4 separate regions of the Homo sapiens genome follow, and all the other regions are linked to region 4. Evidence: chromatin contacts called from ENCODE Hi-C or POLR2A ChIA-PET data. All regions are on one chromosome and are shown on one strand. Each heading gives the region's core, a stretch centred on a gene start or an enhancer-like site at or near the end of the contact. The rest is flanking DNA. Distances are from core to core; before and after follow the strand shown. Region 1 holds the start of ZNF263 (zinc finger protein 263). Region 2 holds the start of ZNF200 (zinc finger protein 200). Region 3 holds the start of LINC00921 (long intergenic non-protein coding RNA 921). Region 4 has its middle 9.9 kb from the start of IL32.

The links. A loop is a pair of places that touch in the nucleus more often than their neighbours do. ChIA-PET counts read pairs that join two places held with the same protein, here RNA polymerase II (POLR2A). Pooled maps may share reads with other maps.
Region 1: a pooled map shows a loop between it and region 4 (5-fold over the local background). The contact joins the promoter of ZNF263 here to the enhancer-like site in region 4. A Hi-C loop is called at or near these places in 6 of 50 pooled maps. POLR2A ChIA-PET finds 5 or more read pairs at or near these places in 7 of 52 experiments (CD4-positive, alpha-beta T cell, CD4-positive, alpha-beta memory T cell, activated B cell and 4 more).
Region 2: a pooled map shows a loop between it and region 4 (3-fold over the local background). The contact joins the promoter of ZNF200 here to the enhancer-like site in region 4. A Hi-C loop is called at or near these places in 1 of 50 pooled maps. POLR2A ChIA-PET finds 5 or more read pairs at or near these places in 4 of 52 experiments (OCI-LY7, activated CD4-positive, alpha-beta T cell, activated T-cell and 1 more).
Region 3: a loop to region 4 is called in a pooled map, with 5 times the contacts of the local background. The contact joins the promoter of LINC00921 here to the enhancer-like site in region 4. A Hi-C loop is called at or near these places in 7 of 50 pooled maps. POLR2A ChIA-PET finds 5 or more read pairs at or near these places in 3 of 52 experiments (activated B cell, activated T-cell and naive thymus-derived CD8-positive, alpha-beta T cell).

Annotation. Positions count from the first base shown.
Region 1 is chr16:3,282,092-3,284,791 of GRCh38, reverse strand. It overlaps ZNF263 (zinc finger protein 263), which reads right to left and starts at 1,301. Exons shown (of 6, transcript NM_005741.5): 1 at 587-1,301. The coding sequence starts at 973. RefSeq lists enhancers at 309-812, 1,523-1,712, 1,823-2,328 and a silencer at 993-1,152.
Region 2 is chr16:3,233,708-3,236,407 of GRCh38, reverse strand. It overlaps ZNF200 (zinc finger protein 200), which reads left to right and starts at 1,250. Exons shown (of 5, transcript NM_198088.3): 1 at 1,250-1,421; 2 at 2,572-2,700. The coding sequence starts at 2,653. RefSeq lists enhancers at 932-1,141, 1,152-1,211.
Region 3 is chr16:3,262,339-3,265,038 of GRCh38, reverse strand. LINC00921 (long intergenic non-protein coding RNA 921) reads right to left here and starts at 1,271. Exons shown (of 2, transcript NR_033904.1): 1 at 1-1,271. RefSeq lists enhancers at 291-360, 511-610, 1,051-1,210 and a silencer at 851-1,030.
Region 4 is chr16:3,074,223-3,076,922 of GRCh38, reverse strand. It overlaps the pseudogene LOC107984896. Among named protein-coding and RNA genes, the nearest start is that of IL32, 9.9 kb to the right of the region's middle. RefSeq lists enhancers at 195-244, 1,592-1,641, 1,762-1,851, 1,922-2,041 and a silencer at 2,222-2,405. Within about 2 kb of position 1,367, at least 16 of the 41 ENCODE cell types and tissues checked have a DNase peak (open chromatin) inside an H3K27ac peak, as active enhancers do; they include CD4-positive, alpha-beta T cell and OCI-LY7, where a contact is called at or near this core.

The sequences.
Region 1 (2,700 bases), core at 52-2,551, 210 kb before region 4:
TGCTTCTATTCCTCACTATAGGATAGGCTAAATTGGGGTAGCCCTGGGGACCAATGACCTCAGGGCCTCGGTGCCAAATTATCTTTCAAAGTTCACAATTAACGGAGGCCCAGCTTTGCAGAGAAGACCAGACCGTGGACCCTAACATAACAACAGGTAACAAGTACTAAGCACTCATAAGCTAGTAGTGTTCACAACTTTACATGCTGCTCTCCCTCTAAGCCCTAGAAAGTATGTTAATATCCTCATTTTACGAATAGGAAAACAGGCCGAAAGAGATCAAGTAACTTGCCAAAGTAACAAAGCTAGTACTAGCAGATTGAGGATTTGAACGCTGGCGATCTAACTCCATGGCTAACACTAACTGTTGCAGGGACACCGCCTCCGCGTGGAAACAGGGCACTCTTCACTGCTTTCGTTCATTTGGGGGAAAATCTGGAGGATGAGTGTTCCAGGTTAAATCACAAGTCCTCTTCCCCACGTAAGGTCTACTCAGGGCAATTTACTTGAATTCGACCGGGGGCGCAATGTCCCAGTGCTCAGGGCTAAACAAACCACAGATAAAACAGCTCTCTCTCTCTCTCACCTGTTGTCTCAGTCTCCCAAGCTCTCTCTGCATATCCTCCACAAGGGTCACCGCTTCTTCGCCGCTCTCCGGATGCAGCTCCTGCACCCTGCTCTGGATCTCCTGGGGCAGGATGGTCAGGAACTGCTCTAACACCAGCAGCTCCAAGATCTGCTCCTTCGTGCGCATCTCAGGCCGAAGCCACCCATGGCAAAGCTCTTGGAGCCGGCTGAGGGCTTCCCGGGGACCAGCTGCCTCTTGGAAGCGGAACCGTCTGAAGCGCAAGTGGGAGGCCTCGGGGCTCGGTCCTGGGTCAGGTGGGGGCAGCTCCTGGCTCCAGGCGCAGTCCTCCTCCAGCTTCACTATCAGGAGCCCTTCCCGTTCCTGGGAGCCCGGGCCCGACGCCATCGTCAGGTCTCCAGAGCGCCTTAGCCCGAAACCAGCCGTGCCCGCCTACGAAGGCGCCCTGAACCCATGTAAGGTTGGACGGCGCCAGCAGGAGCCCGGGGCCGGGGGCTCCCAGTCCAGGCCGAGGAGCCCCGCTCCAGCCCAGGCGCGGCCGGCTCCGGCGCCTAGGCCTCAGTCGGTCCCAGGCGCCGCCACGCCGGCCCCGTGGCCCATCTGCGCCAGGACTTCCCCGAGGCAGGAACCGAGCGCCACGCTTCTCACCCTATATAGAGGACCCACGCAAGACTCAGACCTCTGCTCCCACGCCGGAAATCTCAGCGCGCAAGTTAGGCGTCCACAAGCCCACGGCGCCTGCTCGTGACCAATTTCCGGGTCACGTTTTGCGAACTCCAGCGCCCATTAGGTCAGGTTTCTCCACACACTCACCGCCTACCAATGAGAAGGGAAGATTGGCCTACGGGGACTGGATGAGCGAGGGACCAATTGGAGACGAGAGGCGGGGCCACGGGGCGCGCCCTGAAATTCTGGGAGTGACTGGGGGCAGGGCAGCTGGATCCAAGCGAAGAAAACAAGCCTGAGGTCGTTGTGACTGGCGGGCAACCTGGGTTAGAATTACTCCGGAGCGCTTGGGAAAACGCAGATCCCAGGGCCACGCGCTCTCCAGTGCGTCAGTGTCGGGGTGAGACCCGGAAATCTGAATTGTTAATCAGCTTCCCCGGATGAATCCTTTCCCAAGCCAGGCCCCACCCGCTTCGGCTACTCTGGGCTGGCTGAAGATGGTCCCATTGGCCCCTGCGGCCTCGTCGGCTCCGGAAGCCAGGGGCTCCTCGGCATGTCGGGGAGGCCAGGGAGCTAGCCGCCCGCCCAGTCAGTGGCGCCGCGTGGCCTGCTGCGCGGGGCCTGCTGGGAGATGCAGTCCGCGGCGCGGCCTCGCGACTGCGCGTGCGCCCTGGGCGAGCGCCCAAGAGCCCGGCGGTTCTGAAACCCCGAGTCCCGCGGAGAACCCTGCTGGGCTTTGGGCTCGCTTCTGCGGCTGGACGTCCCAGAGGAGCGCTCGGGTCTGGGTTCGCGGCACCTGCTTCCGATTTTAGACCGAATTTTAAATCTGCCCGAGATGTGCAGCGCCTGCAGTTCATTCTCCAAGTTTCAGTCTCTTACCCAGCCCTGCAAGGGCGGGATCTGCCTCCAGCTCCGCCGTGGACTGTGATAGTTGGGGGCGAGTGGCAGGAGGGCCGCAGGGCCGATTCCCTATTGGGCGCGGTTGTGGGCTTTGTGTCGGTGAGCGGGGCTGCCCAGTTGTGAGGCGGCCCAGGTCCTCCGGGCCATGAGATCCGCAAATGGAAGCGTCCTGGGATAGAATGTGACAATCAGTTACCGTGTATTGAGCGTTTATATGCAGATCGATCCTGAAAACACGTTAGTATGAAGCAGATGCTATTAGCAGCCCCTTCCTACAGGTGGTGGCACTGAAGTCATTTACTTGGGTCACACAGCTAGTCTGTCGTCAAAGGTGAGGCTACCATGATAGTAGAGGGTAATATGGGATTAAAGGGGTTTGTGATGACTAAGTGAAAAGAGTACTGATATTTTAGTTTTTTTCTTTTTTTTTTTTTTCCGAGACGGAGTTTCGCTCTTGTTGCCCAGGCTGGAGTGCAATGGCGCAGTCTCGGCTCACTGAAACCTCCCCCTCCCGGGTTCAAGCGATTCTCCTGCCTCAGCCTCCTGAG
Region 2 (2,700 bases), core at 1-2,500, 160 kb before region 4:
TTTAAGAAGAGGCATTCATTTATATTTTTACTTTTGTCAACTTTCTGGAGGCTGGTATTACATCGAGAAATAAGGCCATCCCTGCCCACAAGTTGTCCGAACCCTGATCAGTGCGTCACTGGGGAACGAACCGAGTGTGGATACAACGCACAAACACAAAACTCTGTTCGGCCTCCGTAGGAAGCTGAAATTGAGAAAGGAAACCGAGACAGTAGGAGAAGGGCAATTAAGATGTCTTTAAAAACAAGACGGCCGGTGCGGACAGCAGTGTAGAAGTTAGCAAGCTGGAGTGGGCAATGTCGGTGCCCCATCTCTAACCTATGGGAGTCACCAGAGCGGGGGCGGAGTCCCATGGCGGCCACACCCTGTCCGCCTCCGCAGTCTTTTTACTGGAGAACCGCAGTAAAAGGCGGAAACCGCGGAGGCGTCTTGATTTTCCGGTCGGAGAGATAGCTTGCTTCCTTTAAGCCTCGGGGTAGGGGGGTGGGGAGGGTAGGGGGGTGGGGAGGGTAGGGGGGTGGGGAGGGTAGGGGGGTGGGGGGGTGGGGAGGGTAGGGGGTGGGGGGGTGGGGAGAGTAGGGGGGTGGGGAGAGTAGGGGGGTGGGGAGAGTAGGGGGTGGGGGGGTGGGGAGAGTAGGGGGGTGGGGAGAGTAGGGGGTGGGGAGAGTAGGGGGGTGGGGAGAGTAGGGGGGTGGGGAGAGTAGGGGGGTGGGGGTTGGGGGGTGGCGCCGTGGGGGGTGGCGGGGTGGGGGGTGGGGGGTGGGGAGAGTAGGGGGGTGGGGGGTGGGGAGAGTAGGGCGGTGGGGGAGTGGCGGGGTAGGGGGGTGGCGGGGTGGGGGGTGGGGGGAGCGCGGGCGCTGGGTGGGCGGGGGGTGGGGCGGTGGGGGGGCCTGCCCCGCCCCAACCGCCGCGCCTGACGGTCGTCCATTGGTTGTTTGCATTCGAACTACATTTCCCAGCAGGCCCTGGGGTTAGACTGGCCGCAGCTGGAGAGGTGCCAGCCCGTCGTGGATGACTAGAGCCAACCACCTGCCTTCCGTCTTCCAGGCAGAACCACAGAGAGGCTACAGCCGTCCTGGCCTCCCTCCGGCCCTGAGAGCTCCTCTGGCCTGTCTCAAGTCTTAACGTCTCAAGCGCAGACTGCCGGCTCCGAACGGGGAGACCAGGCTTCTGCACCGGAAACAAGGCACCGGTTGTGACGTCACAGCCGCAGAGCGCCCGACTTCCCAGAAGGCACCGAGTCCCTGCCGTTCTCCTCAACTGGCGGCGGCGCGAACGAATAGTCGCCGGCGACCTGTGAGGGCACTCGGAAGGGCGAGGGGAGGGCTCGACCGCTCGCGCCTAGTTTTTCTATCTCTCCCGGAGCCTGAGTCTCTGAGCCGTCCCCAGCAAACGCTCAGGGGCTGCAGAGGCCCCGAGAGGTGAGGGGCTCCGTGAGGGCGGGAACCAGGCTGAGGCCGCCTCTGGGGAGCGGAGCGTGTCCGTTGCTGAGGGAGCAAGGCCGGGTAGGGAGCCTGGTGAGCGCCTCAGGCAGGGGCGCACGCTGAGCTTTACGGTAAAGGTGTTCCTTGACCAGCGGAAGAGGCCCCAGAGTGAGCCTGGCCCGGCGGTCCTTAGTGGGATGTCGCCTGCCGCTCTCAGCAGAGCTTTGACGGCGGAGAGGAGTCGGCAGGCGGTGTGTGGACACCTCCTCGGCCTTGCATCTGCTCCCCGGGAGAGTCACCAACCGCCTCCCCGCCCAAAGGGCACCGGAGGGAGCTTCGGTTCGAGGGGTACAGTATGGCCAGATTCAGTGACCAACCTGCTTTTAGGCAGATGTCCTCGGTATTGACCCCAGATTTCCTGTCTTCTAGCCCATTGCTCTTTCTCCAAGCCTGATTTAACCTATTCCTGGTGGGTTTTACACACCGTCTTTCTTTCTGTCTTTTCTTTCTTTTTCCTTTTATTTTCTTTCTCTTCCCTGATTCCCTTCCTCCTTCTTTCCTTTCTCTTTTCCTTTCTTTTTTTAGAGTCAGGGTCTTGCTTTGTCGCTCAGACTGCAGTGCAGTGGCGCGATCACAGTTCACTGCAGCCTCGACCTCCTGGGCACAAGCAATCCTCCCAGCTCCCCAGTAGCTGGGACCACAGGCTTGTGTCGCCACGCCCAGCTAATTTTTTTTTTTTTTATGGAGTCGGTGTCTTGCTGTGTTGCCCAGGCTGGTCTTGAACTCCTGGACTCAAGCGATCCACCCGCCAGGGCCTTCCAAAGTGCTGGGATTACAGGTGTGAGCCACCGGTACCTGGCCACACTTTGTATTTCTCAGGAGGCTGGACCTTGGCCTTCTCCGCTCCACCCTTACTCCCTTCCCTTTGGACTTGAGGTTTGCACAGTCTCTGTTTTTCATTCTCAGGATCTTCCTTTCACATCTTCCTAAGCATATCTTGTTCAAATACTGCGTTTCAGTTATGATTTCCCTATCCCAGCTGTCGTTTTCTTTAGATCTCATGTAGCCTCACCAGCCATGCCACATATTGGAGTGCAGTAATGCCGTGCCTGGTCTTTTGGGTAATCCCTGGTTTCTCTGTCTACAGCTTGGCTCTCTGGCAGATTTCCTCTAGTAAGAGGTGGCTCTGGAGGCCCCGCGAAACGAGTGTGGTGTGTGGTTGCAAGGCATGATGGCTGCAAAAGTGGTTCCTATGCCCCCAAAGCCAAAGCAGTCC
Region 3 (2,700 bases), core at 22-2,521, 190 kb before region 4:
TAAGGGAGAAAACGGCAGTGCTGCTGTTAGGCTGATGTATCTGTTCCTTTCACAGCTTTGGTCATAACTGGTAATTACCATTTACTTGTTCTCAGCCTCCTTGGAACAGCGATCTTGCCTGACACGTGCACCCTCGCACGTGGCACAGTAAGTGGGACACATTAGGCACTCGGAAAATATTTGCTGTAAACATGAAAGAAGGGCGACAGGCTAATAAAGTGTGGAAGGGTTTTGGGGTCAGCACAGCCCCGGGACGTCCCATCCCCGTGGGCCGCGGGCCGCCCGGAATACGACGACTCCACTTGCCGGCGCTGCTCCCGGGATACCAGCGACAACAGCGGCTCAGTCCCGGCAAACGGCGCGTGGCCCCTCCGGCGAAAAGCAGCTATAGGCTGTTGCGGCTGCCAATCAGACCAACAGAGCCGCGACTCGGAGACCTCTGGGAGACGTGGGCCCCCGCTAATCCGCCCTCCAATTGGCTCGCGTGCTCCCGGGGCGCTCTGGGAGATGTGTTTCTGGGAGTGTTCCGCGCATGTGCATGCGTGAGGGCGGGGCGTCGGGGTCGGGCTGGAGTGTCTGTCGCGCCTTATGTGGGCCCCTCGGCAGAAGACGCACTTTCGGCAGAAGCCGCACTTTTGGCAGAAGCCGCCCTGGGTCCTTTCCCTCCCGCAGGCAGGCCGGGACCCCGGCGGGAATTGCGTGCAGGTCGGGTCTCGCTTGACCCCAGCGCCTCCCCGCGTCCGGGCACACTGCGGACAGTTCCTTTTTATTCTCTACCGCTACTTCCTCTTTATCTTCTGCCGCTCTTTCCACACGTCTCCTCCCCCAGGCCGCTTCCCTTTGGGGCGCCGGGCCAGGGAGGGGCTGCCGGACCGGAGACCCCGGACTCGCGCCGGTCTCCGCTCGGGCGTGGGGTCCGTGGGGCGTCGGCGGGAGGGGTCCTGGAGGAGACGGCTGTGCCGGGGCGGGACCCCCTGTCCTCTTAACAGACGCGCCCCTGACAGTCGTGCCAGTCGCCGCCCTGGGCTTTGGGGACGTCCGAGGACGCAGCTGGCGGTTCCTCCCGCGGTTCCCGGCACTGTTACTTCCCCGAATTCCCAGAACAACCCATTTGATAGGAAATGGAAACTGAGAAAAATCGAGTAATTTACTCACGTCACACGGCCACCAGATATTTGAATCTCGTATTTCCCACCACTTCGTGGCTTCCAGGCTCATAAACAAGAAGTTGCAAAACAGGGTGAGGCGTGGGAATGACAGCAGCACGGGGCGGGGAGTGGAAGGGCGGAGCACCTTAGAGGGCAGGATTCAGCAAACGGAACCTCAAAGGAAACAGTGTCAGTGCTGCTGCTTAGTTGGTAAGAAAACAAAGGGCCGGGCGCGGTGGCTCACGCCTGTAATCCCACCACTTTGGGAGGCCGAGGCGGTCGGATCGCGAGGTCAGGAGTTCGAGACCAGCCTGACCAATATGGTGAAACCCTGTCTCTACTAAAAAATACAAAAATTAGCCGGGCGTGGTGGCGCGCGCCTGTAGTCCCAGCTACTCAGGAGGCTGAGGCAGGAGAATCGCTTGAACCCCGGAGGCACATGTAGTGAGCTAAGATCGCGCCACTGCACTCCAGCATGGGCGACAGAGTGAGACTGCGTCTCAAAAAACAAACAAACAAAAAAAGGGAGTAGCTGCCTTCCAGACACAGTTTTGTTATTTTTCTGCCCCTTTCACTAGCCTGTCAGCCCTTTGGTGGCCGGGGATTGCGTGTCCAAAGCCTGGCTGCTAGTCAGGTTCCTATAAATATTGGTAGGACAGAGCGTATTAAAGTTTTTATTTTAAGATTTTTAAGCACAAGAAAGTTGAGAGAGTAACATGAATACTCACGTACTCTCCACCTAGATTTAATAATCAGAAAAAATTATGTGTGTAGGCCTTTATTTTTTACAAACCCTCTTGTTTAACGTTACCGCCTTCCAAATGAAGCTCATTGGTGAGTGGTGTGGGGATCTATTCAGAGCCCCATGACTGCAGCCCTTCAGCAGGGTTAAGGCCACCTGCCACACCCCACTTTGGGAAGCTGGCTTCCTCTCCTCTCCCTCCGTTTCCAAGCTGCTCAGGAGGTGCCCTCAGAAAGATCAGTTACAATTAGTGTTATCTGCGTAGGGGACTGGGCAGCAGATCTCATTGATCTGGGCTGGGATCGGCAGGTGGGTTGGTCCAAGTTGAGAGGGAGATCCTGCAGAAGCTCTTAGCTGCTGCAGGATTCAACACTAACTCCTTAAGGTAGCAACAAGGGCCCTTTGTAAAATCTGGCCAGAAACAGGTATCTTAGATGCATCTTCACACCCGCCAGTATCCAGTCTACCCTTATCATGTCAGCCCTGCTTTCAGAATCACCCAGAATCTGACCCTTCTGCCTCCACAGTGGTTCAGGGCCCTGCAGTCGCTTTCCTGCATTGTGACAATAGATTGCTTTCTCCTCTCTGTTTCCACCTTTCTCATCTCTTGTCTCTTATGGAAGCCAGAGTGTTCTCTTTTCTTTTCTTTCTTTTTTTGAAACAGTCTCACTCTTTCACCCAGGCCAGAGTACAGTGGTGCGATCACAGGTCACTGCAACCTCCGCCTCCCAGGTTCAGGTGATTCACCTCAGCCTCCAGAGTAGCTGGGACTACGCGCACATCACCACCACACTCAGCAAATTTTTGTAT
Region 4 (2,700 bases), core at 118-2,617:
CGCACCTCTGAATTTCTGTGTGTGTGTCTTTAATTCCTCTAGCGCCCCTGGTTTAAGATCTCCCTGACCGAGCTGGTCTCAGCAAGCAGAGGGTGCCCCTGCACCAGGAAAGGGGGGCACAGGAAGGCCCTGCAAGTGCAGCTGCAGCCAACAGGAACAGCAGGACACCTTCCAGAGGTGACCCCAGCCGCCTCTGCCCAGCACCCCCCTGCCCCAATCCTCCACGATCCCTTTCTCCAGTCACCCACTCAGCATGGCTGTGCTGGACACTGGGCCACAGGGCTGAAGCGACCCAGAGAACACATAGAGGAAGGGGCCACCTTACACACAGATGGGGACCCTCCTCTGGGAAGGGAGCACTTTTTGCACAGAAGTTTGAGGGGAAGGAGCTGGGTGTGGTGGCTCACTCCTGTAATCCTAGCACTTTGGGAGGCTCAGGTAGGAGTTTCACTTGAGCCCAGGAGCTCAAGACCAGCCTGGGCAACATAAGGAGAACCCCCTTCTCTACAAAAAAATTAAAAAATAGCCAGGAATGGTGGTGCACGCCTGTGGTCCCAGCTACTCAGGTTCCAAGCTGAGGCAGGGAGGCAGGAGGCTTGCTTGAGCTGGGGAGGTCGAGGCTGCAGTGACGCATGACCATGTCACTGAACTCCAGCCTGGACAACAGAACAAGGCCCCGTCTCAAAAAAAGAAAGAAAAGAAAAAGAAACTTGAACTTGAGGGGGCAGTGGGGCAGGGGCAGGAGCCTATAAGGTGCGTGCCATTCTCTGCTGGCAGCCCCAGCCCTGGCAGCGTACCCTCCTCCCAGCTCCAGTCTATGGTCAGCAACCCCCGCCCATCTCCCCCATCTGCTGGGGATGTAGGTCCATGTCCTTGACCCAAGACCTTCCCTCATTCCTGCCCCCATCCCTCCTCAAGCCATATCCCTTACATCCCTTGAGTCCTCCATCCCCCCTCCCCCATCTCCCTGTCCACAGCCTCTGCCCCTCCTCTCCCTACCCTGTACCACCCCCACCCCAGGTCTTCCTCCATCTCCTTGGGAACACAGAGCTCCTCTAGCAGGCACTCTCAGAACACAGCCTGCCGGCCCCAGCGCCAGGCCTGGCTCCCAGCCTGTTCCCACCACAGCAGCCTCTTCCCTCCGGATTCAGCTCAGGCGCCAGGACCGGCAGGACCGAGACGCTTCCCATGTCAGCCCTGGCCAAAGCCCAGCTCCTTATCCATCGGTGAGCTGCCTGCCAGCTCCTGCTCCAGCTGCTGAGAGGCCTGAAGAGACCAAGACAGAGACATAGCCCTGCAGCACCACAGGGAGGCCCCAATTACCCCATGCGGATGAGTTTCATGGCCATCTCTAACTAAGGTCAGCACTGCTCAGGGCAGGTTCATAGGTAACGACCTGGTGAACTGAAAAGCAAATTTCTCTCGGTCCCTAAAACCACTAGCTGAGCATCTAAGCATGAAACATGAGTCCTAAGAGGGGTAGCAAACACGTTTTCATTCACTTCTCACCAAACCTGTCCCCTATGTCCATTTTACAGAGGAGGAAACTGAGGCACAGAGACTTCAAGGTAGATGGCCAGGTACCCTGGCTCTGCCAGCCTGCCGTTCAGCAGGGGCTTCAATGGTCTTGCTCAAATCACATGTGCGCTGATGAATGTCCTTGTTGACTGTAGGTTCTCTTGTTGCTCTGAGTCCTTTTTCTGAGAAACTGAAGTTTGGTGTTTTGATCACGGCCATATCATTCATCTCTCACCTTCTATCCTGCCTTGCATGTCTTTAACCACACTGAGCTTCCGGGCCCTGCACCCCTTCCTGCACCCTTGTCACACCATGCATCTGGGGGAAGTTACACAACCACAGCTGTGCAGACCCAGCCTCACGAGATTCTCAGAGGGCAGTCCACAGGGGCCCCAGCACCTCCTATCATCCTTGCCCCAGGCTTTGGCAGGCAGCTCCTGCACACTCCCCTCAGCCCCATGCCAGGCCCACAGCCCCTCAAGCTTTCATCCAGCCCCGGCCCCCAACTTTCTTTTCTGTCTCTTTTTTTTTTTTTTTTTGAGACGGTGTCTTCCTCTGTCACCCAGGCTGGAGTGCAATGGCGTGATCTCAGCTCACTGCAACCTCTGCCTCCCAGGTTCAAGTGATTCTCCTGCCTCAGCCTCCTGAGTATCTGGGATTACAGGCGCCCCACCAACACACCCAGCTAATTTTTGCATTTTTAGTAGGGACGGGATTTCACCATGTTGGCCAGGCTGGTCTCGAACTCCTGACCTCAGGTGACCCCCCCGCCTCAGCCTCCCAAAATGCTGGGATTACAGGTGTGAGCCACCGCGCCCGGCCCTCAGCCCTAACTTTCAAATGACAATTGTGTTTCCTGTTTCATCAGGACAGGACATCGATGTCATCTGTAACTTCCAGTGCACTGGGACACACAGCTGTATCTCCCCATGCTCGCCTCCTGCCCCTCCCGGTGTGAGGACTTAGCCTGGATCACCTCCTCCAGGACAAGAACGACCTACCGGCATCTATCCATCCAATCTCCCCACCCATCCATCACTGCCTCTGTGCATGCATCCTTCCAACCATTCATACACGCCTCTGTGCATGCATCTGTCTGTCTGTCCCTGCCTCTGTGCCTGCATCTGTCCATCCATCCCTGCCTCTGTGCCAGTATCTGTCCATCTATCCCTGCCTCTGTGT